Linked DNA regions of Homo sapiens: region 1 is linked to region 2. A link is a loop called in an ENCODE intact Hi-C map of the cell type or tissue named here. Cell type or tissue: tibial artery. All regions are shown on one strand. Links, peaks and the distances in the headings refer to the core of each region. The heading gives the core; the rest is flanking DNA.

Evidence for each region. Peaks named below come from ENCODE experiments on the same cell type or tissue, not always from the same donor. Only the 100,000 strongest peaks of a DNase experiment are listed, where the experiment ranks them.
Region 1: it touches region 2 in a loop (30-fold over the local background); 10 of 110 quality-filtered maps call a loop at or near these places.

The regions. Positions count from the first base shown.
Region 1 is chr10:110,732,364-110,748,774 of GRCh38, forward strand. All of the region lies in intron 1 of RBM20 (RNA binding motif protein 20), which reads left to right. It overlaps LOC124902498 (a long non-coding RNA gene), which reads right to left. Exons shown (of 3, transcript XR_007062286.1): 3 at 13,331-13,406. Among named protein-coding and RNA genes, the nearest start is that of RBM20, 96 kb to the left of the region's middle. In tibial artery, for the core only: no CTCF peak of the experiment used is centred there; a DNase peak (open chromatin) is centred at 6,148; H3K4me3 peaks cover 616 bases.
Region 2 is chr10:112,136,745-112,153,155 of GRCh38, forward strand. GPAM (glycerol-3-phosphate acyltransferase, mitochondrial) reads right to left here. Exons shown (of 22, transcript NM_001244949.2): 22 at 13,121-16,411. Among named protein-coding and RNA genes, the nearest start is that of GPAM, 39 kb to the right of the region's middle. RefSeq lists an enhancer at 3,287-3,786. In tibial artery, for the core only: no CTCF peak of the experiment used is centred there; no DNase peak of the experiment used is centred there.

The DNA of each region.
Region 1 (16,411 bases), core at 5,103-7,602, 1.4 Mb before region 2:
GGGCATCCCTTCTCCAGCTTCCTCTCAGATTCCTTTTAAGGATTTAGGGGAAATGTTTCCTTTCTCCTTCAGATGATTTCAATTGCCCACCAATCCTGACTTCTGACAAAGGCAAAACCAGGTTTCCAAGGGCAAATTCAATTCACTGCTCTGTCTCCAGCAGTTAGGGTTCATTCTTAGGTTCTGAAATCATTCCCTAAATTTCTTTTATTTCTCAAACTCCGGTTTTGCCTTTCTGGGGTCCAGGGGCCTTCTGGGTTAAGTGTGAGTCACCGCCACATAAATTCTGCCCTTGCCGTTCACACGCACCCCATCGTTGGGTTCCAGAGCAAAAACTCTTCAGGGAGCCTGGCTCTTTCTCCTGCCCTGAGAAGACTGAAATCATGTCAAGGGTGAGAACTTGGTCTCCTGAGTCTAGAAGTTTTGAAGACCTCACTGGAAATCATTGACTGTGTTGACCTCTGGAACCATCAGCATCCCTCCTGGTTCCCCATAACAGACCCCAGGAAACCCTAGGAAACCTTCCCAGGCTGCAGAACCTGGAAACAAGAATGACCAATCTCAGTGACCAATATCATCAGGGCTACTCACCAGGCTCGGAAAATCTCCTTTTGTTCTTCTATTTTCCATATGGAATCAATTCTTATAAGTACCAGGATCCCTGCTGGACATCCTAATTCTGTCAAGATTCTTCCTTCCCTTTCTGTCTCTGTCTCAGCACCGTCACCACCGTATTGCAGAAGGGAAGCTTGTAAGGCTCTGAAAGGATCCGTACAGCCAGCGACAAACAATGCCCTTTCAGAAAATGGAGTTTCTTTACTACTTACTTGAAGTTGTTCTTGGGATCTCTTTCTGCCCTTCTTGCTCCAGAGCTGGTTCATGGTGTCTCAATTCAGTTCATCCCCGTCCCCAACCCTGATATTTCTTCTAGTGCAGAATCAGTGACCCCTTCCCTGCCCTCACCCCTGGCGGGGGATGTGTAATGTTGAGAAGGAGGATGAGGTGAAACCACACGGTATAGAGCCGGGTGTATGGCTGGGAGGATTGACGATGTGGCTTCCAAATACCTACCCAAACGGGTGTCTTTTGGAGGACGACACTGCCTCTGGATAAATGATCTCTGGGTACACAGAGGAGGCATGCAGTGATTTGTGGTTACTATGAATAGAATTGCCCATGCAGGGCTAGCTCCTTGGGGTTCTGTACCCTGATTGAGGTCATGGTTAATCAGGGGTGCATTCTCTTTCATAATCCCTGGGGATCTTGCCTGGCATTTTTGTTTAGCTGGAGAAATATTGGCTTCGCTCTGGCCACAAATTTCCCACACTGGCGTGGCTCGGCGCTTTCTGGCTGCCTTGGAGATCCTGATGCCTGTGACTTTGCAGAATGCCCAGGAACTGCTCGCTCAGCTACTTTCACTCTCGCTCTAAAGATAATCGCCTCTAAAGCAAGGTAATGGACATGTTTTATCCCCAGCAATTCGGTTTGCCCTTCTGGGGTGCTTCTCAAAAGAACAGCCTCAGAGATGCTGACACGTGACTTCAGCTAACCAGCTTGTGTGGGTGTGATGTTTAATCATGCCTGTCTTTTTCTTATCTTTTCATTATACCTGCGAATGTCTGTTAGCCACATCCATTAGATGCATTTCTTCTCTTTTTTTTGTAAAAATCAAATCAACCCCTCCCTTCCATTGGATGAGGAGATAATTATCATCATTCACTGAAGGTCGACATTCTGTCTTGAATTATTTGTCTTTGGGCAAGAGCTTGAAAGAAGCATTGTAATTCCAACATATCTTCTTGATTAAATCTGGTTTTTAGAATGTCATAGAGTGTGATAAGAGGGTCTCATTTGTGTCCCAGGAGAAACTGATTCGTGCTTCCTTGGATGAGATGTTGAGCAAAAGGATGGTGAGATTGTAGGAGCAGAAAGAGGGATGGAGAAGAGACTAGAACATGGAAAATCAGGTCCACAAATACTGCTATGTCAGTAGAGAAATGGCCCCTCAAGATTGGCTCTGGGCACTCATACACATTTGTAACTTTTAAGTCATTTACTTTCAGATACAGTTTTGAGTATTCTTTGAACTACAGGTGTCACTGGAAATGATTCCCTCTGCTCAATATGGATTTGCATCTATGTTGATTTCATGTTGTTACCTACCTTATTAAATCCTGTGGGTGAACTCATTTTATTCTATAAGCCAAGATGCTGTCTTTTTTTTTCTATCATGGAACCAATATAAAAATTCCCTCTTTTTTTTTTTTTTTTTTGAGAGTGTCCTTAGTATACCCAGACCCCCCAACCCATTGAGGTCAGTAATTTTAATCTTAAGAGGAGATATTTTCTCATTTGTAAAATAGGGCTCCTGACTCAGTTTCTTGGGTCTCTTCCCAGAGATATTCTTTATTTATATACAGTGCTCCCCACTCATGCCCCCTGAATCTGCAACTTTACTTTCCACAGTTTTAGCGACTTTTGGTCAACTACAATCTGAAAACGTTAAATGGGAAATGCCAGAAATAAACAATTCCTAAATTTTAATTTGTGAGCTGTTCTGAGTGGCGTGATGAAATCTCCTACTGTCCCACTCTGTTCTTCCCATGACGTTAATCATCCTTCTTCCAGTGTATCCACAGTGTATACACCACCCATCCTAGCATCACTTAGGAGCCATCTCAGTGAGCAGGTCCACTGTCGAGGTATCGCAGGGCTTGTGTTCAAGTAACCATTATTTTCCTTGATAACAATCCCAAAGCATAAGAGTAGTGATGCTGGTGATTCAGATATGCCCAAGAGAAGCCATAAAGTGCTTCCTTTAAGTGAAAAGGTAAATGTTTATTCCAGGTATATATAGGAAAAAATAAATAGTATATATAGAATTTGGTACTATCCAAGGTTTCTGGCAACCAGTAGGGGTCTTGGAACATATCCCCCCATTGCAGATAAGGGAGAACTACCATAAACATGTATCTGCATGTATTTTTTTTATGTGGAAAGGAACATATCATGCATACTGTCTAGCCACCATACTTAACTTCGTTTTGACAATGTGTCTCTGAAGAGATTGTAGCCTGTCTGCACACAAGCCTGTACCTTGCGCTTTTGTCCTGATTGAATAGTGTTCCATTGTATAAATTATTATAATGTGTTTTCCGAGCCTCCTGTTAATCTAGATTGTCTCTGATAGGTTACTATTACTGACAGTGCTGCAGTGAGGATCCTTGCACACCCATCTTGGCATGTATGTATGAGTCCATCGGAAGGATACATTTCTGTAAATAGGATTGCTGGGTGAAAGGTATATTTGCTTTTGTTTTGATGAAAACAGTCATCTAGCGCATGAGCATGTCTGTTTGCCCCATCTCAAGGTTTTATGCCTTCTAGTTAAGCATCGGCTACTACATGTAGAGCTCAGGACACTGACCCATGCACGAAAGGTACATAAGTCAAAGTTACTAATTAACATGTATCTTAGTAGGAGTTTGGGGTATTTGTTCAGGATTGCTGATCTCATGGCTAGATTAGTGAACATTCACCCCAAGAGTGAAAGGCTCTGGAATTTAACCACAAGCTTAGGCTTTGAAGATATGGTATCTCCCACCCATCTCCCTCTGATGGCAGATTAACTAGGCGGTGGGCAGAACCAACCCTTCCACACGCCAGCCTGTCTTCCTTAGAGAGCACAAGTGCATTTGCCCAGAACATTCACACTTTCAGACCTGGAGATGAAACACAATTTTTTGGCAGCAAATCTCAAATAACATGTATTTAGGATTACAAAGTCACAGTTTTGCAACCAGAGGGCTTGGGAAGGAGTTGCTTAAAGCAAGAAAATTGCAATGCAGTTTTTACAAAAATTAAAGATATAAAGTCCATCTTCCCAAATTACATTCCACACATTTACTTCTCTACAAATGCCATTTGCACACAATATACCCAGTTTGCACTGAATTCCATTCCTTGCTTCTTTTTCCCTTCTTAGTCACACACTATCTGTGCGTGTCAAGACACTGTTGTATAAAACTGCTGTATAGAACTAGGTATTTTATTTTGTTTTGTCTTTGCTTTAAATTTTATACACTTTTTGGATTAGGTCATTGAATACTTATCCTGTTTTCATCTGAATTTTCTTGGGAGAGAAAATTTAAATATTTACCTTCATCTTAAAAAAAAAGAAAGAAAGAAACCAATCCAGATGACAGAAACTGAGAGGGACATGGTGGTTGCAGGTGTCCGTGTGTGCTGGGAATGCAGAAACATGCCTGGAGCAGTGGAGGCTGTGCTCTGGCTCTGCCAAACACCCTGTGGGCCTATTGAGATCCACCACCACCTAATGGAGGAATTGCCTTCTTTCCTTTTTTTCAGTAAGCTCTTCATTGAATGCTATGGTTTGAATGTTTGTATCCCTCCAAAATGCATATTTTGAAACCTGATCCCCAAGATGGTGGTATTAAGAGGTGGAGCCTTTGGGAAGCAATTAAGTCATGAAGGCATGAGTGGGATTAGTGCTCTTATAAAAAAGACCCGGCCTGGCGCAGTGGCTCACAGCTGTAATCCCAGCACTTTGGAAGGCCGAGGTGAGCAGATCTCCTGAGGTCAGGAGTTCGATACCAGCCTGGCCAACGTGGTGAAACCCCATCTCTACTAAAAATACAAAAAAATTAGCCGGGCATGGTGTTGCGCGCCTGTAATCCCAGCTACTCGGGAGGCTGAGACAGGAGAATCACTTGTACCTGGGAGGCAGAGGTTGCAGTGAGCTGAGATAGTGCCATTGCACTCCAGCCTGGGCAAGAAGAGTGAAACTCTGCCTCAAAAAAAAAAAAAAAAAAAACACCCCACACACACACTCAAAAACAACAGAGCTTGTTCACCCCTTCTACCATGTGAGTGGAGGCAGCAAGAAGGCACCATCTATGAGGAAGTGGTCCTCACCAGGCACCAAATCTGCTGGTGCCTTGATTGTGGACTTCCCAGCCTCCAGAACTTTGAGCAATAAATTTCTATTGTTTTTAAGTTACCTGGTCTAAGGTTTAGCAATCTGAAATGACTAAGGTCCTAAAGTATAATGTATAGAAATAATGTGTGAACAGCTTGATAAATTTTTACACAGTGAACATATCCCTAAAAACCTGCATCCAGATCAAGAAACAGAACACTACCAGCACCCCAGGAACAAGTGGCTACCTTTTGAGTCACTCTTCAGCCTCTGACGATCTTTAACAATGTTGACCTCTCTGAAGATAGATTAGTTTGCCTTTTTTTTTTTGAGTTTAACGTAATTGGAATGATATGGTGTATACTCTTTTGTGCCTAAGTTTCTTTTACTCAGTTTTATGTTCGTAACATTCATCCATGTTGTAGCAAATAATTATACCTGGTTAGTGTTCGCGGCTGTGTAGTATTCCATTACAGGAATACACCACTATTTATTCATTCTACTCTTGATGGATATAGGTTGTTTCTAGTTTCTGGCTATTACAAAGAATGTTGCTGTGAACATTTTTTACGTGTCTTTTGGAGAACATATGTACACATTTCTGCCAGGTATACACCTGGGGTGGAATTGCTGGGTTGTTAAATTTCCTTACTGGGGCCTATAAGACCAGGTCTTGCCTGCTGCTAGATTCTTGTCATCATTAATCATCATCTATATGCCAGGCACTATGTGAGGCATTGGGAATAGTAAGGAGCAGAAGCAGATGTGGTTTCTGCTTTTGTGCCAGCATTAATTAAGCAAACACCAAGGTAAGGTGGTGTGATTGCCATGGAGGTAAGTGCTGAAGAGGAAAGAGGCAGGATCCCAGGACAGCTTACTGTTAGGTTTTTTAAAGGGAAGGTGAGGGTTAAAGAAAAACAGAGAGAGAGTTGGCGGCCCTACAGCAAAACATAGGCTTTATGTCCAACATAAAACCTGCAGAGGTTGGGGGCCAGCTTAATGCCAGTGCCCACTGCTGCTTACAGGCTGGGGCAATTATAGGCCTGAGCAGGAGGGGTCTGGGGGGAGCATGGCCTGCTGCCTGGGAAAATGTTGATAACATGTTCCCACGATGAGGTGGTTTGGCCCTTGTTCTGGTGGAATGTGATGTTCCTTGCCCTTTCTCCCAGCAAAGTCAGGCAGTTGGTCAGGCTGTTTCTCACGGCCCGAACCCCCCGTGGAATGTTTCACTTTGACCAAGGTCTGTGAAATGACAGGGAGCTTACGAAACGGTGCAACTTGGACTAACACTTATGACATAGGAAGTGGATCTGGGCTGGGGGAGAGGGTGGCATGGAAGGGGGGCTTTCCTGAAACAGTGACACAGCTGAGATTGGAGGGATGAGGAGAGTATACCAGGGTACGGTGAGGGAGAAGCTTCCCAGGAAGCTGGAAGAGCACGCGGGGCATGTTCCTGGAGCTGAAGGAGTGCCAAGGTGCCAGAGCATGGAGGCGGGAATGGGGATAGAGGAGGTGGCGAGGCTGACATTGGGGTTGGGGCTGCAGCCTTTGTGCCTGTGATGGGAGCCCAGACCTATAGCTGTGAGGTGTGTTGGTCTGAGAACTCTCCAGATCTCGCCTTCCTTGCAGATTCGTATCACAGCAGAGCAGGAAGGGCCCATTCAGCTACAAGAATTAGTAGGAAGCATTTGAAATGGTCCACAGCTGCTCACAATCCTTAAGGGAGTTTATCTGTAACTGAGAGAGTATGGGGAGGTGTCTGGACAGTCAGGAAGTACCTGTCGCAGGTGGCATTTTCTGGCTGGGCACAGGATCAGATGGATGTCTTTCTGTCTGTTGACAGGTCCTCCTGAGGACCAAGGCCTGCATAGTCTGATTTATGCTATATGTATGTAACTACTTTAGTACAGTTGAGGGCTCTTGAAGTCATGCTGTGTTTTTAGGAAGATATTTGAGCAGGAGATCATGAAAATTTTGCAAGAATCTGCAATCTGGAAGAGTGTTGATTCAATATACATTCATTAGGTGCCCACTCTGGGTTACTGTGTCTCGCACTGTCCTGGACACTAGGGATTCAGCAGTGAACAAAAACAGACAAAATTCCCCAACCTCTTAATGTTTATATTCATCCAAAATTTTCTTTCAAAATGGATTGTTTTGATGAGCTGCCGGATCTCTTGACCCCTCAGAGAATTTTACATTAGGGAAAAGTGCTTGTGTGTAGGCATAAGAAAGAAAGAAAATCTAGGATTGGAAAGTTGGAAACCAGTTTTCTACAGCCTTCCAGAAAGAACTCAACTCGAGGACTGACGTGGTGGTGGAAGGCAGAGTGGCAGGGGAAAGAGCACCAGCATCAATGTGAACATTCTAGCTGGGACGCTTCCTTGTGGTACGACTTGGGGCAACTTTGATCTTCTAAATGGGTATTAATAGTTCCCACCTGCAGGACTGAACTGTGGAAATGCACTGAGATCCAGCAGTTCAAATCCCTGGCCTGAGTATTGGGTGATTGTTGCGGTCATGAAGGCATGAGGCTTCTGTGCGACCTGGGTGACTAACACAGCCCACAAGCAGTGAGGAAGCCACTCCCAGCGGCCCTGCCCGTCTGGGTCCTCCTGCCCTCACTGGGTGTTCCCAGCCCCACTATACTGTCTCCCTCTCCCTCCTTCTCCAAGTGCCCAGACCTGCTCCAGCTGCCCCTGATACTCAGCAATGCAGACTTGTCTGGAAACACGGACAACAAGGCAGCTTGGCATTTCCGAGCCAACTGCTGAGATGAAACAGGTTCATTGTCAAGGCCAGGGCCAGGGCAGGAAGTCTAGTTGGAGGCCCCAGGGTAGCTCGCCCCAGAGTTCTGAAAGAGCACTGTTTAGAATTTTGTAACCATCTGTTGGCTTGGGTATGTGTTTGATGGCTGTGGCTGTGGGTTGAGGTGGAGTAATGTTGACCTTGGAAGGTTAGGATGCTTTTGTTTCTGATGAGACCATCTAGTGTAGGTCAAAAGGACTGTGTCGGAGATAGAAAACAACATTTTTTTTAAGTTGGGTGTTTTTGAATCAGCCAAACCTTAATGCATTGGGCAGAAGTGGCCCCTGGGGTAGTACCAGCTTGGTCTGAGTGTTTCATGGGCAAGGGTGGGGGCTGGGAAGAGAAGCTTGCCCAAGGCCCTGCTGCAGAGGGAGGGGCAGGAGAGCTAGTGGGAGCCAGGTGTGTGGAGCTGCCTTTCACAGAACTGGGTTATGGACCCACCAGAGAGATGGAGCCCCTTCTCTCCTTCCCTTCCCCCATGTCTCCCTCTCCCACCAGGGCTTGGTAGGGGTGGGGAAAGCAAGTTTATGGCCACCTTGATGTTCACTGGAGTGGCCCGAGGACTCCTTTTTGAGTTAAAGTGACTTGTTTTCTTCTTACCTTTATTCATCCCCTTACTCAGTAGGATGGCAGCAGATATAACATCATTATGTGTGTGAAAACATACAAAGACACTCGTTCTAGGGGGTGTTGTCCAGCAGATGCATGGACGTCCATGTTAACTCTTGTGAGTACAGAAGAGGATGCAGAAGTTAGCTGGATCCAGATGCTGGATCTCCAACATCCTTGGAGATGTGTGGTGTTGGATGCTTCTGTCCAGGGTAACATGGCTCTCATTACCTGGGCTTCAGAGCCTTCTCTACCTTACCATCTGCATTTGTTTTTTCTTTTTGATTGGGTGGCATTCACCTGGGCTTTCCTTCACTTCCTGACGATTCAAGATGGCAATTCTCATCTCTGGTCAGGCTGAGCTTCTCTCAGCAGCTCCTGACATTTCCTCCAGCTTGTCTCACCTTCTCAGTTGTCTCCCATTCCCACCAGCACATCCTTTGACCTTATCTTCCATACCCTTCTGCACCTAGGACCTCTTCCACTCCTTCCCAGTCAAGAAGCACCTATGAATAAGCACAGGTATTCAATATTTGTTAGGGTGGATACAGGTAAAATAAGAAATCATCTGTAGAGGTGACGTAGAAAGCACAGATAATAGAGAAATAACAGGTATCTGCCTCTGTCATCTTTCCTGAGCTCCAGATGTCAGTATTTAGGGGACTGCAGCTGTTTCCACATTATATCTTCTGGCACCAACAACTTCATGTGTCCGAAGTTGAACTCATGCAAACTCAGCCTTTGTTTTCCACATGACTCCTCCATCAACTCAGAAAGTGAAAGAGACCCACAGGTCATCCTCAACTCCTTCCTTTCCCTCACCTCTACCCCATGTCCACTCACCAAGTTCTGCCAGCTTTCAGTCCTAAATTTTCCCCGAATCTCTATCTTCTCTCCAAGACTGCCCCACCAAGCCTTCTGCCATTTGTCAACTCACAACTCTGTGGCAGCCTGAAATTGTTTTCAATTCCCAGTAGCTATGTACCTGAGGGCTGCCCCCTGCCCCCCATCACCTGGCTTTGTCCTACTCTTTCACCAAGCCTGAGCTCAGACCTCACCTCCTCTAGGAACCCCTCCAGGACCAGAGTACATGACCCCCCTCCCTCCCCAGGAGAGCCCTGCAGTACCTCTTCCAGGATCCTGCTCCTCTAGAATGCCCACTTCCCACCCAGTGTGAGGATGATCAGTTTACGTGCCTGCCTCCCCATGGACGTACACTCCTCTAGGGCAGAACCCAAAAGCTGCTGAAATTATCTTTGCCCAGTTTGACAGAGGGAGGGAAATGTAGTGGACTGAAAGTTGAGACACCAGGTTCAGCCTGACCCCAGTGAGTGCTCCACCCTTTTTTGTAGATTAAATGAACCCAGAAGTTAGTTCATGATGTAGTTCCTGTAAAAAATAATAAATAAACCTAGGAGGAGCCTCAAAGTCCCTTCCTGACCTGATGTTCTGCGATTCTGCCAGAGGAATCTGCTCTCTCCAGCCTGACTTTTCTATCTACACCTCCTCATCAGAGGAGCCTTCTGCACTACTGCCCTCTCCCAAGTCAGGGGCTGGGGACAAGGAAGACTTTCACTTTTCAGTAGCTTCCTGAGCCATTTCTTTCTTAGCTCCCAGGCTGGAGGCCTTTTCCCAGGTCTCTAATGGACAAACTTTCCACACATGACTTAAGAGAAGAAGACACAGGACTTGGACTTGGACAGTTTTGCTGCATGAACCACTGAAGTCTCTGGAACCTTAGCAACATGGACCCCTGGACCTTGGTCTTGAGTGTGGGGCCTGTGACAGTCCCCTGGCAGTGTGCTCATCCTGGCCTTTTTCTGGAGCTACTAAAGGAAAGAAACCCAGTTGAACCCAGGATTTTTTTCTTTACCCCCGAACTTCTTTGTACAGAAGTTTCACTTTCTCATAACATGATTTCTTTCTTTTACAAAAGACAAAATAAAACAGAACCCAAACTTGACACACAAATCCAACCACTACTGCTACTGTTCAGGCAGCTGGTCTATATTTTAGTAGCTCACCTGTTTCAAAAGCACCTAGGTAGTAGCTGGGAGGCTCGGTTAGTATTTCAAACCCCCAAAAGCTGCACAAAGCAGAGGCTCGGGTTCTTGAGTAGAGGGCTGATGCTAGAAACATAAAGAGATTCATCTGCATCTTCTTCAACAGTGTGCCTCACCTCCAACTCTCACTGTGAAAGATCTGCTTTCTGCTGAGCATGGACCTGGGAGAGATGTGTTCCCCGGAAGGCGGCCCGGGCTGTCATCAAGTCAGTTGCACAGGGACAGTGTGAAGCCTTCTCACTGTGGCACGAGCCATCACTCTCAGAGCACCTCAAGCCTGGCAGGGTTCCGAAAACCTCAGGGTTTAATCACTCCCCTGTTTAAGGAACTCAGACACAATGTATTTTACAAATTATTTTTGAAAGGTTTATATGAAGTGTTAAATTTTATGAACTGTATATTTTACCAACAATGGAAAAAAAAGGCTTATGAGCTTAGAGGCTTTCACATTCATTATTTCACTTAATTCTCTAAACCTCCAATGGGGTAAATCAATTTCTGTTTTGCAGACCATTAGACCAAGGCACAGAGAGATTAAGTGGCTTGCCAAAAGGGGTAAGAGTTTTCATGGGCTAACTGGGGTTATTTTTTTCACAGTTCATCAAATGACAAGTTTAACGTGATATATCTTATTTTATGTTGCATGTGATAAATAGTTACACTTTTTATTTGTTAATTACTAGGTTTTAATGGTCAACTTTAGTCCAAAGCTTCTCCCTCTTCTCACCTTCTCCCAGCCTTCTGATTCAGTTTATACATACACACACACACACACACAACATACACAGAGGCACACACATGCATGCATGCATGCAATACCCACATTGTTCTTTTATATTATTATTATTTTTTGAGGTGGCATCTTGCTCTGTTGCCCAGGCTGGAGTGCAGTGGCACAAACTCAGCTCACTGCAACCTCTGCCTCCCAGTTCAAGCGATTCTCATGCCTCAGTCTCCTGAGTAGCTGGGACCACAGATGCGCACCATCACACCCGGCTAATTTTTGTATTTTTAGTAGAGATGGGGTTTCACCATGTTAGCCAGGCTGGTCTTGAACTGCTGACCTCAGGTGATCCGACTACCTCAGCTTCCCAGAGTGCTGGGATTACAGGTGTGAGCCACGGTGCCCAGCTGTCCTTTTATTTTTATTTGGTGTTCCTTGTTGGAAGAGATCAGCTTCTCTTCACTAGAGAAATTTTTCAGTGATCCTGGTGGGGGCTCCAGTCCCCTTTTCTTTAGGAAGAAATAGAGTAGAATGATTGGGAGTACAGTGACAGGGTGGTGTCACATTTCCTGAGTTTGAGCCTCAGCTCTTCCACTTGCTGGCTGTGTGGCACTGGGCAAACTCCTTCACCTCTCAGTGCCTCAGATACCTCTCTATACAGAGGAAATGCAAGCGGAAGTATAAGGAAGATCACACGAAATAGCGCCTGTCAATCACTGTCAAGCACAGTGCCTGGCACACAGTAGGTTTGCAGGATGCCTGTGGTTTCTGTCACCCTGATGTGACTCTCCTGGGGCCCTTGAAGGTAGCATTCCAGGCCCTCAGAATCTCCAGGGGAGTGACTGGGAGCTGTAGTTTCACCAGCACCGGGCTGATGCTTGTGGCTGGGAAACGCCACTACCAAGGTGATGAAAGGTGAAGGTGGGTTGATATATAAAATAAAAGAACTTGGAGGAAAGTTAATACCTTTGAACATTGGTTCCCAAAGTGTGGTCCTGCACCAGCAGCAATATCCACCTAGCAACTTGATGGAAACGCAGATTCTCAAACCTTCCTCCAGACTTACTGAACGGAAACTCTGGGGGTGGATGCTAGTGATATTGTGTTTGAACAAGCCCTCCAGGTGTGTCTGAGGCCTGCTGAAGTTTGCAAACCATACTTTAGAATGTGAAAGAGCCAGTCCCTATTTCATTTCAAATGAGTTTAGATGTATATTTAGCTACTGAAATAAGAAATCTAAAGATATGTACACTTGTACCAAGAAGACAAGGAAAGAAATCTGCTGATATGAAGACTCAGTTATATTTCGAACAAAGGCAATGAATCCATCTTGGTCCTTTGCTTGGCTCATGGTGAAACATAGCGGCCACCATGTGGGTCAAGAGGCTTGTGTTCAGGACAGCTGAAGGGATGGCCTTGACCTTACTGTCCTCCCAGCACCAAAAGGAGCCAAGAGCGAGAGGTTACTTCTGCCTCTCCGGAACTCCAGCACTTCCTCCCTGGGGGTGCTGGCATCTTTCTTATGCACTGTCACTCTCCTCGTGGTTACTGTTGTTTGGGTCAATGTTGTAAGCAGTTGCTTGAATACAAACCCTCTGCTTTTTCATCCCTGTTTCTCCTGGGCAAACCCAAATGTGACTGCAAAACATCTCCAAATAGAGTCCAGTTCTTCTAAGTGTCAAGGCTTGGCCCAGCCACTGCCTCTGCTGTAAAGACTTTCTAGCCTGAATACCACCATGGCAAGTCATAAGCCTTGTTCTTCCCCTCCTGTGCTCCACATCCCAGGGATTTGATCCCTGCAGGCTGCATTTCCAGGCGCCTGCTGGGTTTGAACAGTGCAAGCCTCTGGGGTGAGACTGCAGGGTGGTCGGAGAGGGATGCCAGGGTGGTTCTCCCCCTCCTCTGTGGCTGGCTGTCTGACAGTGGCTGGGGATCTTCCAGGGCTCTATTGCTACTCCTGTCCCCACTAGCTTTTGTGTACCTTCTTGTCTGTTTGATAAATTCTCTGGATTAAATTCTCCAAGGGATTTGGAGTGGTTTCTCTTTTCTTTATTGGGTCCTGACTAACTTAGCCCCTTGTCTTGCTTCCACTGGGAGTGGTCACTCAGCATTTGCATACGTATCTTCTCCAATAGCCATGAGCTTCTCAGGAGTAGCCGTCATATCCAATTCAATGTCACATCCTTAGTGCCTACTCCAGGAGCTGTCACTTTCAACATGCTTGGTGTTTGATGAATGAATGCGTGATAACATGTGAGGAGGGCTGAAAATGCAAAGGAAAATCAAAGTATGCCGTATATTCAAAATGCATGCAACAAGCAAGGTTTACCATATGGAAATAGCGATGTATGCCCTGCCTAGTAATCTAGTTTAAAATAGTAATAATAAACCTTAAGCTTGTCCACAGTACAGATTTTTTAAACAATAATTTGAGAATGTTCAAATCTGTTCCATTATAAGCCACCCCAGAACTTAATGATTTAGAACCCTTTATTATTTCTCATGATTCTGTGGGTTATGACTTGAGTTGCCTTCAGCTGTTCTTGCCTGGGCTCGCTCATCACCACGTTTGGTAGCGATTCGGCTGGAATTCATATGCGTGGGACCTCAGGAGAAATGGAGATTCTCTCTCCACTAGAATCTCATGCTGAAGGAGGCTGGTGCGGGCTTGTTCACAAAGTGGCAGTCTTCCAAGAGGGTGAGGGGCAAACTCTGAGGCCAATTGAGGTAGAGGCTTGGAAGTTACACAGCATCTCTTCCTGTGCATTCTGCTTCAAAGCAAGTCAAGAGCCCAGCCCAGATTCAAAGGATAGGGAAATAGACTCATGTCTTAATGGGAGGGGCTTCCAGGAATTTGTGGCCATATTTAATCCACTGTAGAGTGGTTATTCTCATTACGAAACATTCTTTATTACAACATTTAGTATGGCTGTACCTTAAGTAGAGCCTCCTGGAATAGATTTAAAAGGTTGCTCAACTGGTAAGACCCACAAATGGAGAGCTGCCACTGCTTTCCTTAGTTCTTTGTCTGACCACCAGATGGTGGCATTGCTCAGTCGACCCCGAGTATTTCAAGGCCGGCACCAAATTCCACCTGGAGATGCCCTTCAAGCTGTGGGAATTCTATGATTTTGCACAGCTGGATTGGGAGCAGGCAGTGCTACCTATGGAGAGGGTCTGGGATTAGGGTTGCAATGGGCATTGGATGCCTCTTTCTCCCTGACTCTTCTAGAACTGTTGTGGGAAATTTCTTCACCTCCCCAAATGGGGGACTGGAGTAAGATGCTGCAAATATCATCCCATCACAATGGACTCAATCATGAAGAAAAATATCGTTTGTAATAAAAAAATTGTTTGCATACTCATGAATTGTCTATCGAAATTACATTGTATTGATTTCATCCTAGTGATGTAAATAATTCTATACCACTTCTTTTTCTTTTTTCTACCCTCTGCACCATTATAGTTGTTTGTATAACAGTGTCTGCAAAAACTGATAACATTTGATTAAGGCCTGCAGTCTAGTCCATTGTATTGTGCCAGTGTCAATTTCCTGGTTTTGATCATGTAATATAGTGATATAAGATGTTATCATTGGGGAAGATAGGAGATAAGGACATAGACCTTTCTGTACTATTTTTGCAACTTCTTGCAAGTCTATAAGTATTTCAGAATAGAAAGTTAAAAAAATACCCTCACTAAAAATAACCTCCACCTGCTTGTGTATTACTGGTATTTGCATCATCATTTGGGAGAAAAGTTGAGCATTGATTTTAAAAACTCTTTTTTTGGGGGGGGGGGTCATTCTGGCAGGGTAGCACTGGCTTCTCAACCCCCTTCAGATCCACTGGCCACTTCCACAGATCCTGCCCAGGCTCAAAGCACCTGCTAGACTAGGTGATCAGTGGTGCAGAGACCTGGAGCCAAGGATGGGGAGAGACAGTCATTGCCACCTCCTTTCTTCCCTTTCTGGACTCAGAGATCCTCTGTCCCAAGTTTCTCCCTTATAGTCAGGGCTCTGCCCTTTACTACTCACTTTCTTGTTTGTTGTCTTAATCGTGGGTTACAATGCTTCTCTAAGACTAACAGGAAGACACTTTTATTTCCATTTTGTGAATAAGAAAACTAACACCCAGGGTTTGAGGTACTTGGCTGGGACCAAAAGTAAGTGATGCATCCAAGGCTAGAAGGTAGATTAAATGACTTTTTAATCTGGGTTTTCCTTGCTAATTTCTAAATACACTAAAAAGAGAAAACTTTTTAGAAAGTTTTCTTTCTGAAAGAGAAAGCCTTTTAGAAAGTTTTCTTTCTGAAAGAGAAAACTTTTTAGAAAGTTTTCTTTCTGCAAGAGAAAGCCTTTTAGAAAGTTTTCTTTCTGAAAGAGAAAACTTTTTAGAAAGTTTTCTTTCTGAAAGAGAAAACTTTTTCAAGTGAAGTAAAACTTCTTTGAAATATTACGTGTTTAAACTCCTAGGCTGTAATTTCATATGCTTTTATTTACTGTCTTGTTCTATTAAAATGCAACCTATAGCACCTTTTAATGTTCACACAGTGTTTGAAGTAGAGAAATGAAACTTTTATGAGTAAGTGGAGAAAGTAGTGTTAACTTTTTTTTTCATTAATGAGAAAACAATAGGCAGCAATGGGTTTAGGAGTTCTATGGCGAAAAGGCATTTCCTGAGATTGAATCAGTGGCAAAAGGAGAGCCTGTTATGTTTTGCTAACCAAAAGAATGTGGGAACATTTTAGCTAAAATGCAAGTTAAAACTGTGAAACATATAAATAAGCATTTGGTATGCTTTTCAGTTTCCACAACAGTAGTCAAGCCAGTGAGCCCTGTGGGGAGGGCTCATGGGCCCTGGACTCAAAGAGCTCAGAGTATGTCTACCTGGGGAACTAAACCAGTGTGCATGAAATGACCAGAGAGTGATATGGGGCAGATAGGGTTTCATGCCAGGGTGTGTACCATGGTTGTGTCTGGAAACAAGGGCTACCGAGGCCTGGATCACTCAGAGGAGGCATCAGGGAGAATGTACTGGACTTGGGCTCAATGTAGAGATGTAGGGGGTAGCTCTCTTTTGACTCCTAAAATTACAGTGAAAAACTGGGTTCTCGTAATCACACTTACGAGTTGTTGTGTCCCTGGACTAGTTATATCTTCTCTCTCTCTCTCTCTTTCTCTCTCTCTCGCTCTCTGTGTGTGTGACAAAATACTCATACCACAAAATTTACCATTTTGATTATTTTAAGGTACACAGTTCAGTGCCA
Region 2 (16,411 bases), core at 9,212-11,711:
TTGGCCTAGAACAGCCTAGAGGAAAGGGCTTTGGGGGCCAGGAGCAGAGCCAGCTTCCTGGGTTGGTTTCCTAGTTCTAGAACACTGGCAGCCCAGGTGGCTACTGGGCCAAACCCTTGTTTAATGTGGCTCCTCTGTGCCTGTCTGAATGCTTCCCCAAGCTTCCAAGACCAGCTCATTGCCCTCTCCTTCCTCTTCCTCTCCTCCCTCCACACCCAGCATCCCCAGCCTCCCAGCTCTGCTCTGATCCCATTTTGCACACCAGCTGAGCCTTCTCACCCACTCACTGTTCCCGGGGCTCTACTCCCACACTGCATAGCAGCTGCCAGGGCCAATGCCCAGCATGCACACAGGTGCAGTGGATTTGAGGAGTACCTACTCAGTGCAGGGTCCAGTGAGGCCCTAAGGAAATAGAGAATAAACAAAATACGCAAAGACAAGCTCTCTTCTCCTAGCAAACTCTCCCTCCAGGGAGGAGGCCATAGGAACCGGAGGCTCCAGGGCAGGCAGACCTAGCTGCACATAGCAGCTCAGGAGTCCCTCTGGTGCTCATCACAGCTTCCTGAAGTCCCCACGTCTAGCTGGAGCTCCCACAACCAAGGGCTCATGCTGGCGAACATGGGGCCAGAGATGGATTGGGAGATACCCAAGGAAATGCAGCCCCATTGGAGCAGCAGAGGGGAGCAGGGAGCTCAGGGGATGCAAGGCAAGGGATTCCAGGTACACGGTGCTTCTGAGGCCCTGAGACGCCCCAAACCTCTTCCATTCTCAGCTGTCTTCCCAGCCAGGTCCCAAACCTCCAGGCTGCATTGCAGGGTGCTGGCGCCCTCTAGTGGAAAAAATGGCAGGTGCCCCCGGCTCCTTTACTGAGGAAGGAGGATTCAAGTTCCCAGGCAGGCACAAGCTCAGGGCAAGACTGTGCAGTGCAGGACACTTGCTTCCAGCCCCAGCATCCCTCCCCTTGTCCCTTCTCAGCATTTCCCCCTTCTTCCCACAGATCTCAGACACAAAGCCACGCATTCTCCCTCCCACTCTTCCCCAGTTTGCTTTGCCAATCTTATGTCTATCAATGTGTAAAATTTACACTGTAAATGAATAATAAGGGATAATATGGTGGGTTTTTTAGGTGCAGCTGGCACAGTCTCTGTTAGGAGTGAAGTTCCAACATGGTGATTTAGACATTAAAGAGGTATTTCTAGGCGGCACGCGAGGCACCGCTTTCCCCTTCTGAGAGGAAGTAGGCTTCTATACCATATGACTTGAAATCAGGAGCATTCCACTTTTCAAAGGCCAAGGTGTAACCAGTGGACCCTAAAGGGGAGTGAGGGAGATCCTGAGCTCACTGCCTAGGCAACATCTGAGAGGACCAAGCGGGCTTGGAGTCCCCTAGGCACAGCAATGGAGGGCGGGGGAGAAAAGCAATGACCCGCCCTCACCCTCACTCTGCAGCCACTGGAGGCATCCCTAGGTGCTCCCAAGACAGCAGGTGGCATGTGGCAAGAGAAGCCCATCCAGACCCATTGGCACCCATTTCTCCAACAATATCAAATCCCTATGCTTGTCAGAGAGGCCACTTCCCCATAGCCCAGGAAAAGCTTTTTAAGAGACACAACAGTGAATCAAGCACGGTTCCTGCCCTCGAGGAGTTGGGAGGCCATTCATCGAATGTCAGATCCAACTGCCAATCTCACACTACCCCTCCTGTGCTGTGCTGCACTAGGGCTGTCAAACACATCACACTTTACCTCCCAGACTGCACATGGCCTCAGGACCCCTCCCTCTCTGTGCTCTGGAGGCAGCTGTCCTCCACCCCACCCTAAGCCACTGGAGTTTACCTTGACAGTGTGCCCTATCCCTGTATGGTGGAGAGAGCCTGCTCACCGGTCTCCAGAATGCCCAAATCCACCCATTTCTCTGCGTCCCCACCCAAGCTACCAGCATCTCTTTCTGGACTATGGTTTCTTTTCCTCCCCTTCCACTCAGGACACTGTATACAGATCAGCGGAGGGAAAAAAATGCTCTTTAAAAAGCTTGAGTCTTCATTACCCCCCTTCAACAGCTTCCCTACCTGGCCCTCTGGCATCCCTCTCAGCTCAGATGCTGCCTTCAGCCTTGATATGGTTTGGCTGTGTCCCCACCCAAATCTTATCTTGAATTGTAGCTCCCATAATTACCATCTGTTGTGGGAGGGACCTGGTGGAAAATAACTGAATCATGGGGTCAGTTTCCCCCATACTGTTCTCGTGGTAGTGAATAAGTCTCACAAGATCTGAAGGTTTTATAAGGAGTTTCCTCTCTCGCTTGGCTCTCATTCTCTCTTGTCTGCCGCCATGTAAGATGTGCCTTTTGCCTTAATTGTGAGGCCTTCCCAGCCACGTGGAACTGTGAGTCCATTAAACCTCTTTTTCTTTAGAAGTTACCCAGTCTCAGGTATGTCTTTATCAGAGGCATGAAAACGGACTAATACAAGCCTTCTCTCAGCTTCTCCACCAGCCCAGTCTCTTCCCGCCTTAGGGTCCTCCTCACGCCATCCCCTCTGCCAGGGCAGCCCACTCCCACCCCACTAGCCCCTTGCCAACCTGGCTCTTTCTCAGTCTTGAGGCTTAGCTGAAACATCACCTTGCTCAGAGAAGCCTCGCCAGCTGGCACCCCACAACACACGACCACAGCACCCATGGGTTCCCCACACTGCCCTCGTGGTAGGCTGTGATTGTTTTCCTTACACTGTTTACCTTTAGCCCCATCTTGCCAGCTGGAATAGAAGCTCAAGGAGAGTTGAGATGTTGACTTCATTCACCATTGTATCCCTGGCATCTTGCCGCACATAGTAGGTGCTCAGCAAACATTAGAATGAAAGAATACATGAAAGGGCCCAGCACCATAGAAGCAATGCAATGAGGTTTCAGAGGAGGAAGCAATCACTTACAGGTTGGGGTGGAGAATAAGATTTGAACATGCAGAGGTGAGGAATAAGAAACTGCAGAAGCAAAGGCATGGGGTGGGGTGTGCCTGAGGAAGCACTGAGTGCAGTGAACAGGGAAGGCCAGGGAAAAGCAGGTGGTCTTGGAGGGCTCTGACAGTGATTGACGGAGGAGCAGAAAGGCTCAGGGAAGATGGGCTGCAAGGCAGAGGTGGGCAGAGAAACTGGAGAGAAGGCAATAAAATCAGCAGAGACAATTTGACAGAGAGTGACCAGAGCCTGGACCAGCACAGGGGACGGGCAGATGTGAAACCCAGGCAGAGGTGACAGGGCCTGTCTCCTGGCAGGGGACAGGCTGCCTCGGGTCCCCATCAATCCACATCCCTGTGCCTCTAGGCTGCAGACAGGAAACAGAGGCTAGATGGAGACCTTGGGATCCCTGAGCCATGCCCATTGCTGCCACTTTTACCCCACTTCCCACCCCATCTGCATTTCTGTCTCTCCTTTCCTTTCCTCCACTTGAAGGATCCATCCTGAGGTCTCATTTCTGGCCGTCAGTGATAAGCTGCAGTTGCTAAGAAGCACCCCAGGAGGCGTCCACCTGGTCCCAGGGTCTGGGCGGAGGCCACACCTTTTTTTCCAGTCCTGGGCCTGGTACCCCTTGATGAAATCTGACCGCCATCTAGTGGACAGAGTTGGAATGCGCAGTGTGGCCACACCCTGCACCCTGGTCCAGGCGGGGCCTGATGCAAGCAAATTGGCATCGGAAAATTCACGACCAACAAGAAGGCTGAGGAGGCTGGTGAACCCCAAACCACTAGTCCTGCATACGGATGCCCCTGCTGAAGTCCAGGTGAGGCTTAATGCAAGCAAATTAGCATCTGAAAATTCATGACCATTAGCAAGGCTGAAAAGGGTGGTGAACCCCAAAGCAGTAGCCCTGCACATGGATGCCCCTGTTTATGCGGTGGTTTCAATATGCTGGCCAAAGGAGCCAGTGGGCAGGGAGGGGTAGAAAAGCAGTGGCTCCTGCAGAAAGTGTGCAGACTCATCTGGAAAAGGGCAGGCCTCTTAGCAGAGCTAATGTGTATAAAGTGTTTACCATGTGCCACGCTGGTGCTAAATGCTTCATGCATGCTCATTACTTCATCTGATCTCCTATCAGGTGGAAATGACTAAGCAAAAAGCAGACACAAGGTTCATGTGGCTGGTAAGTGCAGAGCAGGGATTTGAACCCAGGAACCCTCAGCCAGATTCTGAATCATAAAGCTATAAACCCCTGGACAGCAGTCACATGCAAAGGCAGTTAAGACAGAAGGCATTTAGGTAGGAAGCTGCCCCCAGACCATGCACCAGACTCTAGCTGCTCGAAACTCTCGTCTGTTGGTAGTTCAGAGCTCTGTACTGGAAGAAGGCTGTGAAAATGGACTTGCCCATGACCTTCCAGGTTGTGGCTTTCTATTATCCTGAGGCCCCTGACATGAGATTGGCCCACCCATCACACTCAACAGCAGTGTGTGCCTCCCTGCTTCAAATACTTATAGCCCCTTTACCCTGGAACGGGTGGGTTTAATTCCTAAGGCAGACACATGGGTCCTGGGAAGCGGGCTTTACTTTTTTTTGGTAAAGTCCCACATTCTAGAGCATTACCTTCCTTCTCCTTCCCCTCATCTCGAAACCCATATCATGAAATCCAGACATCCAGGAAGGAAATCAAGGTCAAGGAAACTTCAGGTTCAGTGGGAAGAGTTGGAGTTTGAGTGCCCACTCACGAAGCTTCCCCTAAGAGCTTGAGGAGTTTCCCAAGACACACTCATTGTGCTTCTCCATCTGTAAAATGGGAAGTGGCTAGTCGTGCCTGTAAAGCTGTTAGCCCAATGACTGGCAATTAGTTCTTGCTCAATACGTATTACTTTACCTTTACCCTGAAAAAAAAAAAAAACAAATTGTCTGTCTGCTTTCTTTTTTTCCGTTTTAAATAAAGATAGGCATTTGGAGACATTTCACTCTATTTTGGAAAAAAGAAAAGTGTACGTCCAATAATTAACAACCCCTCACCCTTGGTCTGAGAACCAACTGGGTAGGGGGAGTGTGGCACATGAAAAGACACATGCCCCATCCAAATGCTCTCTGTTCACTAGCAACCCCTTACTCCATGCTGCGGCACAGACCCAGGGCCGCCAGGTCTTCTGACAGATTTAACAAAAGCTACAATTTTACAGAAAAATGTTCTGACATCTGAAGCATCGACCTCATTTCTTTGAAAATTTAAAGTTATCAAAGTAGCTTTAAATAACTAAAGCTACTTTAATTATTTACAGTAGCTTTAGTGATGTGATGTGATGGGTGGGCCATCTGTCTGGAGCCCACAGGTCACCACTATGTGTGGCCACACACAGGCCTCGCATATTATCACTTAAGAGTTTTGTTAAGTTTCACTGCTGGGGCCAGGCACAATGGCTCACACCTGTAATCCCAGCACTTTGGGAGCTGAGGCAGTCATATCACTTGAGGTCAGGAGTTCGAGACCAGCCTGGCCAACATGAGGAAACCCCATCTCTACTAAAAATACAAAAATTGGTCGGGCATGGTGGCGCTCACCTGTACTCCCAGCTACTCGGGAGGCTGAGGCAGGAGAATCACTTGAACCCAGGAGGCGGAGTTTGCAGTGAGATGAGATTGCACCACTGCACTCCAGCCTGAGCGACAGAGTGAGATTCTGCCTCAAAGAAACAAAAAGCAGAAAACAAAACCGTCTGGTGAACTGTTGAAGGGATTCCTGTCCCCACTCTCTGGTTCTTGCCCTTCCTTCAAGGCTCAATTAAAAACTAACTCTGATATGAGACCTCCCTCAATCACCATCCAAATCTCCAACTACAATATTGTTAGGTAACTTTTCTTGGATAAAGTCCTGTGTCCCCTGAGAGCCAGAGGGCTGCCCCAGGTGAGGCCATGGTTGGCCCTTTGTATCTTCTGCCTTCTCTAGGCTCTGTGAATGTGGGTTGATGATGGTAATAACCCTCCCCGAATACTTCCCACCCTGAATCCTAATCTCTCTAAGCACAGTTGATCATCTTTCTTCCTGGCAACCAGCAAAGGAACCAGGGCAGTATTTCCAGATCACTCCTCATCACCAACTTCTGGCAGGGACCTCAAACCCGGAATTAGAAACGTCAGCTTCCCTCTCTCTCCCTCTAATTGTTCCACAACCTGGAGTGACACTGCATTGGTTAGTGCAACTTAGCAGTCTTTGGAAACACTAGTTGTTGACATGGCTTTGTGGCTCAGCATCTTTTTCTGGCTTTTTTTTTTTTTTTTTTTGAGATGAAGTCTCTGTCGCCCAGGCTGGAGTGCAATGGCACAATCTCGGCTCACTGCAGCCTCCGCCTCCCATGCTCAAATGACTCTTCTGCCTCAGCCTCATGAGTAGCTTAAATTACAGGCATGCGCCACCATGCCTGGCTAATTTTCATATTTTTAGTGGAAATGGGGTTTCTCCATGTTGGCCAGGCTGGTCTTGAACTCCTGATCTCAAGTGATCCACCTGCCTCAGCCTCCCAAAGTGCTGGAATTAAAGGTGTGAGCCACTGCGCCCAGCCAGTTCAGCATCTTGTCTGATGAATACTCATGAGGCCTGTCTTACTTTGGGTCTCCCTAAAAGCTGCTAGAGAGACAGGAGTTTGGCTGCAAGTCATTTATGTGCGAGCTGATGCCAGGAAGGCCAGTTAGGGACTGGGACAGGGAGACACAGAGGGGAAAAGCCAAGAAAGGGGTGCTCATGAGTAGGTCACTGATGAGGGCAACTGGAGCATCATCCCACCCACAGGAACCCTCCAAAGCATGCCCTTGAGGGGCAGAGAAGGTGAGCTGTTTATCCCCCAGCTCTCACCTCTGGGGTGTTGGCTCCCAAGCACCAGAGGCAGAAACCAAGAACACCCTCCACAGAGAGACCCAGGAAGAGAGGGGGTGCAGGAACATCCACATCTGTCCTGCAGGGTGGCTGAGGGGAGAAAGATAGGGCCTACAGAATCTACTGCAAAACTCCGCCTCAAGAAAGTCCAATTCTGTGACCGAAGCCCACCTTTACGCCTAAATTACACTGCAAAGCACCTCACACTGGCTCAGCAGGTTTTCCTAACACTCCCGTGCTAGACATGTTGTCAGTCATTGTTACTAGCCCTAATTAACAAAAGGGAGAGATCAAGTGTGTGCCCGAAGTCATATAACCAATTACTAACTCTACTTTGCAGACTCGATGACCTTCATATTACTGAAGACCTTGCCAGGGGGCTACTTTAAATAGCAAAGCATTTACTCCTTTAAAATCATGTTGTAATTTTTAAAGTTGATTTCCTTGGAGCTTTTTGGGGATTCACCTGGTGTGGGGTATCTCCTGTCTCTGTGTGCCTGGCCTGGCTACAGTAACTCCACATTCAGTATCTACCAAGTCTTAGCCCCTCACAGTGCCATGAGACCCAAATGTCTTTCTGACAGTTACTCTTTCAACCTCTACATGTCACCATTATGTAAAATTATTTCCTGGGCCCTGACAAGATTTTATCTTTAATAAAACTGAATTAAAACAGCAAGCACAGGCACACCATTTCAGCTGACCCTCCTGGTTCAAAAGATTAGAATAAAGAAGTATGAATTCTCACGAAGAGAAAGAACTAAATGCAAGGTTGTTGCCAATAAAAATTAAGTTTCATCCTGACCAGAAACAATGATTGTGTTCCATTGCCCATTTTAGATATACTCTCCAAATTTAATTTCCTGCCCTGTGTCTGCAGTGAGAGGGAACTTCTATGGGGGAATGTTAAGGAGGCCAGAAGCCTCCTACAAAACAGATTATACAAAAATTCCTGGCTGGGCACGGTGGCTCACGCCTGTAATCCCAGCACTTTGGGAGGCCAGGGTGGGTGGATCACGAGGTCAGGAGATCGAGACCATCCTGGCCAACATGGTGAAACCCCATCTCTACTAAAAGTACAAAAATTAGCTGGGTGTGGTGGCACGCGCCTGTAGGCCCAGCTACTCGGGAGGCTGAGGCAGGAGAATTGCTTGAACTCAGGAGGCGGGGTTGCAGTGAGCCAAGATCAGGCCACTGCACTCCAGTCTGGGCAACACAGGGAGACTCCAGCTCAAAAATAACAACAAAAAAATCCTGACCCGGAGGCAGAAAGACACTTTGTGTAAAAACAAACAAATGAAGAAACAGCTTGTAGTTTCGAGCCTTAAAGCATGATGTAGCTTTGGCCCTGTTAAAATCATTACTGTCCCAGGATTCCAGGTTTGGAAGTGATCCATTCAGTATCTTGGAGGGGAGGGGTGTCTCCTGACTGCAGAGGGAGGGGGCCAGGACCATAGCCTGCACAGTGAGGGAGGACAGGGTGGAACTGCCACCTGTTCCCTCAGCCACAAGAGAAAAGTGAGTTTTCCAACCCAGTGAACACAGTGAGAGACTTCAAAGTGAACCTGACTAAAGCTCGCTTTGTGCTCAAAACACTTCCCAAATAAGTGCCATCTCCAGATTCTGTTTCAAAGTTAGTTGTTCTCTCTTCCAGACATGGACCCACCAGGGATGCTAAGCGACTCCACTGAGCATTTGTAAAACACAATGTTGAAGCTCAAGTTGGAAAACAGCCACACCACTTGCCGACACCACGACGCTGAGAAATTGCTCACATTCAGGTTACTATTAGGGTTGTTTAGGACCATGATCAGCATGGTGTCTGCAGCATACAATAAAAATACTACCCTATGCTAAGTTGCTGAGTGTGGCTCTGTGCCATAACAGATTTGCAATAAGCAGTAGCACATTCTGGCTATTTTCAACCTCAAAGACTCCCTTCCTGCTCTACTCTGTGCAAGAACATTCTAAGAGATCTTCTGCGAAGCTCTTCGCTCACTTTCTCTTCCCCCATCCTGAGGATGTTTTCCTAAGCACTGTTTTCCCTGTGCTTTTGTCAATTGCTCCTAGATGAAGGTTCCTTGGGTTTGCAAACTCCAGAAAGAAGCATGTCACAATGATCAAGAGAAAATGTGAACTCTGTGTTACCAGTCTGAAGCAAACTACTTCACCGGTGAGTCTCAGTTTCAACGCTGGTAGGATGGGGCTAATAGTACCCACCCCAGAGGACTGAGATGATACATACAAAGTGCTTAGCACAGTGCCTAATGATAGAAGCACAAGTCAGTCCTAGATATGTCTGCCACACTGTTTTGCTGGAGCCAATTAACTTCCGTCCAGTCCACCTCATTATGCCATTTGCCAAGCTTCACATCAAAGATATGCATGATTTGACTTTGCTGCAGGAAAACTTGGTCATTTTACTGACTTGTCTGTGTTCCCTTTGGCTGGTGTTGACTGGACTGTGTCAAACAATGTTGCTTCTGGTCTAGATTCTATCAACTTACTGTGTGAGCACTGGTAATCTTCTCTTCTGTAAAACTTGGAGGCAGAATACTAGGTGACGCTTAATTTCCCTCTGAACGACGCATAAGCTTCCTCAGAGCTAAACTTTCTAACCCATGATTCTTTGACATCTTAAAAAGACTGTCTGGCTGGGGAGAGACTGCCCCTCCTGGCACTAGTCAATTCTTAGAGATGGCAAAGGACTCAGCCAGGAGCCTACTTTGATATACACACTAATTAATCCAGAGCCATGCCTTCTCAATCTGGCCCATACACCCTTGCAAGCAATATTCCTCTACCTAACTCATCCCAGGGACTGATAACAGAAAACTAAGGACCACTCCTATAGTTTAGAGCCCAGTGAAATTATCCAGACTATTCCATTATCAATGCTAAACAGTTCACCCTGCCCTGCCCTGCCTTTCCCTCAGAAGCATCAATAAATGCTCCGACCCAAGCCCCCACCACGCTCCTGTCTTCTGCCTCCTGACCACCCCTGTGTCTTTCCCATGTGGCCCTGTGTGGGGTGTCCCATGCCTCCTGTCTCTACGACCTATGACTATAATAAATTGTGTCTCTTCTGTGGCCACACCTGACTGGCCATCACATGAAAGCATACAAAACACACACAGTTGTTTCACACTTGCCGGCCTACAAAACACTTCCGCCTTCATTAAACCTAATTTCATCTTCAAAAATCCACTGTGCATTTGCCCCTATGCCATACGGAGAACAACCATGCCCACAGAAGTGACATGATCAGCTCAGAGTCTGCATGCGCACAAGAAAGCCAGCTCTCAGTCCTAGGTTTACTGACCAAGGGATCAGTTTAAAGGACTGTGTAAAGCTCACACACACAATTCAACTCGGGCAAGCCTCCTTTTCATAGATTGAGGGCTAAGAAGCACCTCAATGCCAAACTTTGTGGTGTAAGTCACCCAACTGCATGCGAGCTATGCCAGCATCTACAGAGATGGCTAGACAATGACAAGGCTCAAGGCAGCCATTTCCCATTGTAGAAAGAAACATCTCCAGGTACATAAAGGATCTAAGCACTGTTACCTGAAAGCCCAGCTCTGTCCCGTTTACTTGATCACTTTAACACGTCCTGGAGGAAAAGCCACTTTAGAAGGGCATTTATCACCCATGCCCTCTCCCTCATTTTTACTTCCAGAGTACACTGTGTAGAACTGTGAAATGCCTGATTGTGCCAAGTGTCTAGAGCAAGGGTGCTCAAACTTCATGTGTATCACAATCACCTGAGGACTTGTTAAAATACGTATTGCTGGTCTCTGGGTTGGGGCTCAAAGTAGTTGCATTTCCAACAAATTGCTCTGGTGATACTGAAATTGCCCAGGTGATACTGAAATTTCCCAGGTGATACTGAAATTGCCCAGGTGATACTGATGCTGCTTGTCTGATAACCACACTTGACAATCACTGGTCTAGACAGAGCCACCGTATTCCATGGCTCCTTAAAATCCTCACTGTGGGCCGCATGCTGTTCTACTTTTCCCTTGCTAGGCGAAGGGAGTCAGCACTCCCTTCACCACCACGCACACCTAGAATCATGAAATAGAAGTGGGATGTTTGCCCACCATTTCAACAATGGAGAAATAATAAAGCAAGTAAATTGGGCCTCAAACCCTCCAAAAGTAGGAGAAGAGATGGGCTTTGTAGGATTCTCTTTTCGAGAGAGATTACTTGGGGACAATTGGGCTATTTCTGAGCTCTCCCCAACAAGTGCTAAGATTGGTTCAAGAAGCAGAAGTTAGATGTTTTATAGTGCATAAACATTTCCTTACAAGTAAACTCAAAGACTCTTAAAATTCTCAGGTGATAAAAACCTGAATATATATTCTTAAGGTAGATTTGTTCTCAATTCCAGCAGGATTCCTTGTCACTAGCAGCTGCAGAGCCCATGGATACAGCAACCATATAGTCTATTATGCACACCTAGACTCTTCTAAGAGTCAAAGAGGGCATTGTTAATAATTACAAAGAAAAAGGAGGGTATGGGCATAGGATTAGCCCACCAGTAAGGAGTGAGGAACAAGGTGAAATGCACACTCAGGCATGCTACCTCTGCTCTTGCCTTAGGGAGTCACCTCACTTCTACTAAGTTCTGTACGATGTATCTTGGCTATGTAGGTTGGGAACTTTCAGCAGGTGGTTGAGGGTGTGTCCACTTGCGTTCTTTCCTTTCTGATTGTCCACCAACCTGCAAGACAAAAGAGGAAAGATGTTTTCCCAGAGGGCTGGAAATTGCGTTTGTCCACTCATTTACTCTAATCACCTGTCACAGGTAGCCCACTGCCAGCAGCAAATGCTAGCTTGTTTCGATACAGTTTCTTTGACATGGGCACAGGAGTGAGTCAGATGTCAAAAGCTGACCCAGACGTGCTCATTGCCTAGTTAAACATCACCAGTCTTCATCAGATATTTGCCTCAAGCTCTAGTCCTGCCTAAGTCAGATGACCAAGGTTAGCTTTCTCTCCCCTGGGGATTGCCTACTAGCTCCTCCTGGAAGGGGCACCTTGAAACTGGTCCTTTCATGCTTCTTTTTCCTAGGCCAAAAGATACAAACTGGCAGTTGACAAGATAGAAATGGCCTGGAAAGGCAATTTACTTGATCCATATATGTTGTTGGACCATTGTGTAAAAATTAGATGCTTTCACATAAAAATACAAATTCCAGATTACACTGAAAAAAAATTTTTTTTTCAAATCAGAGGATCAGGCAACACCACCAGGACTATCTGGTAAGGGATGGGAGGCAAGGAAGAGTTGGAGAAGCACGGAGTCGTGACGGGAGACAGGAGACAATAGGGCCATGGAAACTGAAGGGGCAAGAGAAGCCAGGTAGGGGTGTCAACACCACAAGTGCCCTTGTACATGTCAAGGAGGTATGTTGGAATTTTACTAGCTAGATGTGTAGAAGACAGCAAGGGCTTAAAAAGGAAAATGACAGGACTAAAATTAGAGAGTAGACTAAACAACGAGATGAGACTTCAAAATTAACATCCACTTACCTAGTGGCTGTGAAAGTTAGAATTTAGCTACAATAAAAGGAAGGTAACCTTTGGCAGCAGCAAGAGAGTTGCTAATGTAAAGAATGAATGTGCCAGAATAAGGGCACAGTCACAGCAACATCACAGAGAAAATCAGAAGCGTTCAAGTAGGAAGTTTAGGGAGAGAGGCTGGCTGGAGAACGGATGGGATGGTCTTGGGCGTCAATCAGTTTCACAGCCATATCATGCATCCAAAGGACACGGACATCATCAGCAGGCACACGTTTACCACCGTTTCTAGAAGGAACACTCTGGAGATCAGGCTGTATTTGAGAACTTTCAAAGAATCCACAAAATCTGTGCTCTGATAAAAGAAATAATTTTCTTGTCAAAAAAGTAAACTAATATTGTTTGAGCAACTGTGATAAACTAGTGGAGAAAACACTTTTTATAAACTTAAATATGTAAAAATATAACAAAAAGCACCAAGCTTAAAGAAATCTTTACAAAAACCCACAGAATCTCCCTAGAATATGAATATTTACTAAATAAAAGGAGAGCAATAGCTAAGAAGCAGACCTACATCTCCAAATGCTTGATCAAATTTGGAAAGCTGTGGGTCAATAATAAAAGCATGAACTGTAGGTTCATACATTTATGTAAGGTATCGTTAAGCATTTTAATAAGTTGCTATATAAAGTCAGAAAACAATAATTGTTCGTATAATGAATTATGTAGGAAACTGTTTTAAATACAAATCAAACACATCAAGAGTATGTTCAATTTTTGGTTTATTAAAACAAAACTACATTTTCTGTGTTTCTTGCAATACACTAACAAGCATAAAAATCAATCAGCATTTCCAAGTATGTTTTGCTCACAAAATCGCAGTTATTTCACAGTACCTTATAGTAATTCTTTTCACGAGTCTTAACATTTCTTTGTACAACAGGCAAATAGTTTAATACCTTCCATCAAGACATTTCAGAGCTCTAGACGTTTAGAAATAAGGTCAAGAATCTCTTTCAAATGCAATCATTAGTTTGTATTAAACTAAAATGCCAGACGGCAAGTCTCAGGTTTCTAAAATAGTTTTAAAAAACAGGTTTACAGCCCATAGTAAGTCTTAGAAACCTCAACGATAGGTCCTGTCATGTCTAAACACTACAACTATCTGTGGATAAAAATCTGCATTCAAACGTACAATACTTTCTTCTAGATCTGAATTAAAACCTTATTTACCCCAATTCATCCATGTATTCTGATACGTTCAGTGAAAAAGCCAGGATCATTGGGGCTGTTCTCTCTATCAAAGGAAAGAGCTCCGATCACCTACATTATAATTTTCTGTGCTTATTTTCTGCAGGGGAGGAAATACACATCTATTCAACGCCACACTGGACGTTACAAAATGCATGCATATTCTGCCCCAGTGCTATCTGTTCATTACCGTTTTGTCTCCTTAAAGAACTATCTAACATAGTGTTTCCCAAAATGTTCTCCACAGGACATTAGTGAGAGGTTCATAAGTATCCCAAAGGAGAAAAAGGTCCTGGTGTCAAAATAGTTTGGGCAATGCTGGGTTAGACAGTTTTTCACTACCGGATGCCAAGCCCTTACTGCGCTAAAGTGCATTGTAAGTTTCCAGGTGCAAACTTGGTTTCCCAGCAACACCATTTCTATAAAACACTGATGAACATCTCACAGAGCACTCATATTACATGGAGTGCTATGGGAAATGCTTTTCCCCATCCAGGTTACTGGCAATTCCACAATTTGGGCTTACATTCATTGTAATCCCAGAAATATTTTCTCCATTTACCCTCATGACTTTGTGAAATTTAACAGATTCCAGAAGGAAGACTCGAAGCCATCTCAGTTAACAGTTCTACACATTTCCCACTAGTTTTTGCCTTTGTTTTTCATGCATTTTCAGAGTGCACAACTTCCCTCCTCTCTTCTGAATCACTTAGGACATTCTCATTTTCAAAAACAGACTGCAGTTTCATGTTGTTTAATATTGTTTTTTTTTTTTAACTTGACCACAGTCTTCCCCTGAAGAAGGGCATGCATTTCATGTTACAGAAATGCGATAGAGTAAACTGTAATAAATTATTTACAAGCACCTAGTTTGTTTAACCTTATGTGGAAGCCATCACTGTTGGAAAACAATGAGAATGTATCTTTTAGCAAAACGGTGCTATCTGGAAGCTTCATTGTGAAGATGCTTTCGTTTTTTTGTTTTTTGTTTTCAGTCATGAGGCACTGAAGAATGAGTTGTGCTGAAATTAACTCAAAGGTCAGCTTGTCTGGATGAGCATAACTTTGGTTGAGATTTTTCTCCCTTAAAAAAGATTTTCAAAGCACCAGTTAATTACAAAAAGCATGCATATTTATCCTCACAGTGAGTTAAGTGGTGAGAGAGCTAGCAAATCATACATTGCATTCCCCAAAGCATCTGAACGTACTTCTAGAAAACAAACCAACCAAAAGGGAAAATAATGCAAGAGAAGCCGTATTTTCTTTGCTTAGGTTGGCAAAGCAGCAGCTCTTTGCAGCAATGACAGGCAGGGCAGAGTGTCGACTGGGAAGCGAGTCCCAATCTTGAATAATGGTGAGCTTGAGTAATCCTTAATTTACAATTTAAAGGATGAAAAAAAGAGACTAGTGAAATGTTTGCTTCCCCAGATAAGGAACACCCAAGACTCCCTGGGTATCCTCCAAATGTAGCCAAGAAAAGTGTTCTTCTACCCTAGTCAGTAAAATGGAATGCTAAAACATGATATCTCATTCAACATCAGAGCTACTACAACTGACAATGACTTCATGGTATACATCAATTCCTATAAAGAAAAAATATATTTTAAATGCAGAACTTGAGAGGGATCACAACAGCATAGCATTATTGCTATGAGTTTCAAACATGGTATTTCATACAATGTGAAATATCAATCAGCATCCCTCCCTCTCCCAAAACACACATTACTCATGAGATACTATCAGTGTTTAAAATCCAAGCTTATGGAAGTACAAACTTAATTCTCAGTACTTTTATACTAAATTCAAAGAATCTATGTAACACTCATCTGGAAAAATTCTTAATTCCATAATATCTTGGAGATAAGCAACAGTAAACTGTTAGAAAACGTTTTAACATTACATGATATTTAAAAAATCACCATAATTACCATAATAAACCAATAATTATGCTCCCTGCTCACAAAAGGCACCTACCAATTATGAACAGACCATTTTTCATAATTATTTACCACTATGTGGCATAAGGGTTTAGGCATATAACCCATAAAAATTTGTTAAAAGTCATGGTTTTTCCTCAAAGCTAAAAATCCATAAATGCCTCTAACCATTACCAGTCAGTAGGGCCACCACATGCATATACTGGACAGGTTGTGCACGGCACAACTCGAGTGGGTACCAGTCACCTGGACTGGGGTGCAGTACACAATCTGTGTGCAGTACAGAAAGCCCTCATCAGCTGTGGCCAGAGAACTGTATTCTAACAGTCTGTCAGCTCAAGCTAATCAAGTTAGGAAAACTGCTATTTGGTTGGAGGATTTCCAAGAAACAGCTGTACCTGTGAGAGGCAGGTATTACCTGAGGGGTGGACGAGGTACAGACATAAAACAGGAAGGGTTCTAAATATATTTGCTGGTCATTTGAAACTCAATGGCACTTGTTTATATGAGCAAAAGCCTTCAACACCAGTTTTCTGGCCAAGTTTCCCTAGAATTTTGCCAGCCAAATTAACTTCCTGATGTTAACTATTTGATTACAATATCTCAGTTCCCGACCTAAACTAATATTGTCTGTTTTCACATAGCTCTTAAAAACATTTCTAAATCTGACAGCAAAGGACAGCACAGTGATACCTGGGTGTGATATATATCAGTCCACTCAATTTATAAAGCACTTTGGGATAAAAGGTGCTCCCATTAAAAATGTAGCTACTATTGACAGATAAAACTGAAAAAGAGTGAATGGATGACTCAATTATTTTTAAAGGAAGCATTAACCACTAACCAGATAATATACCAACAAATTACC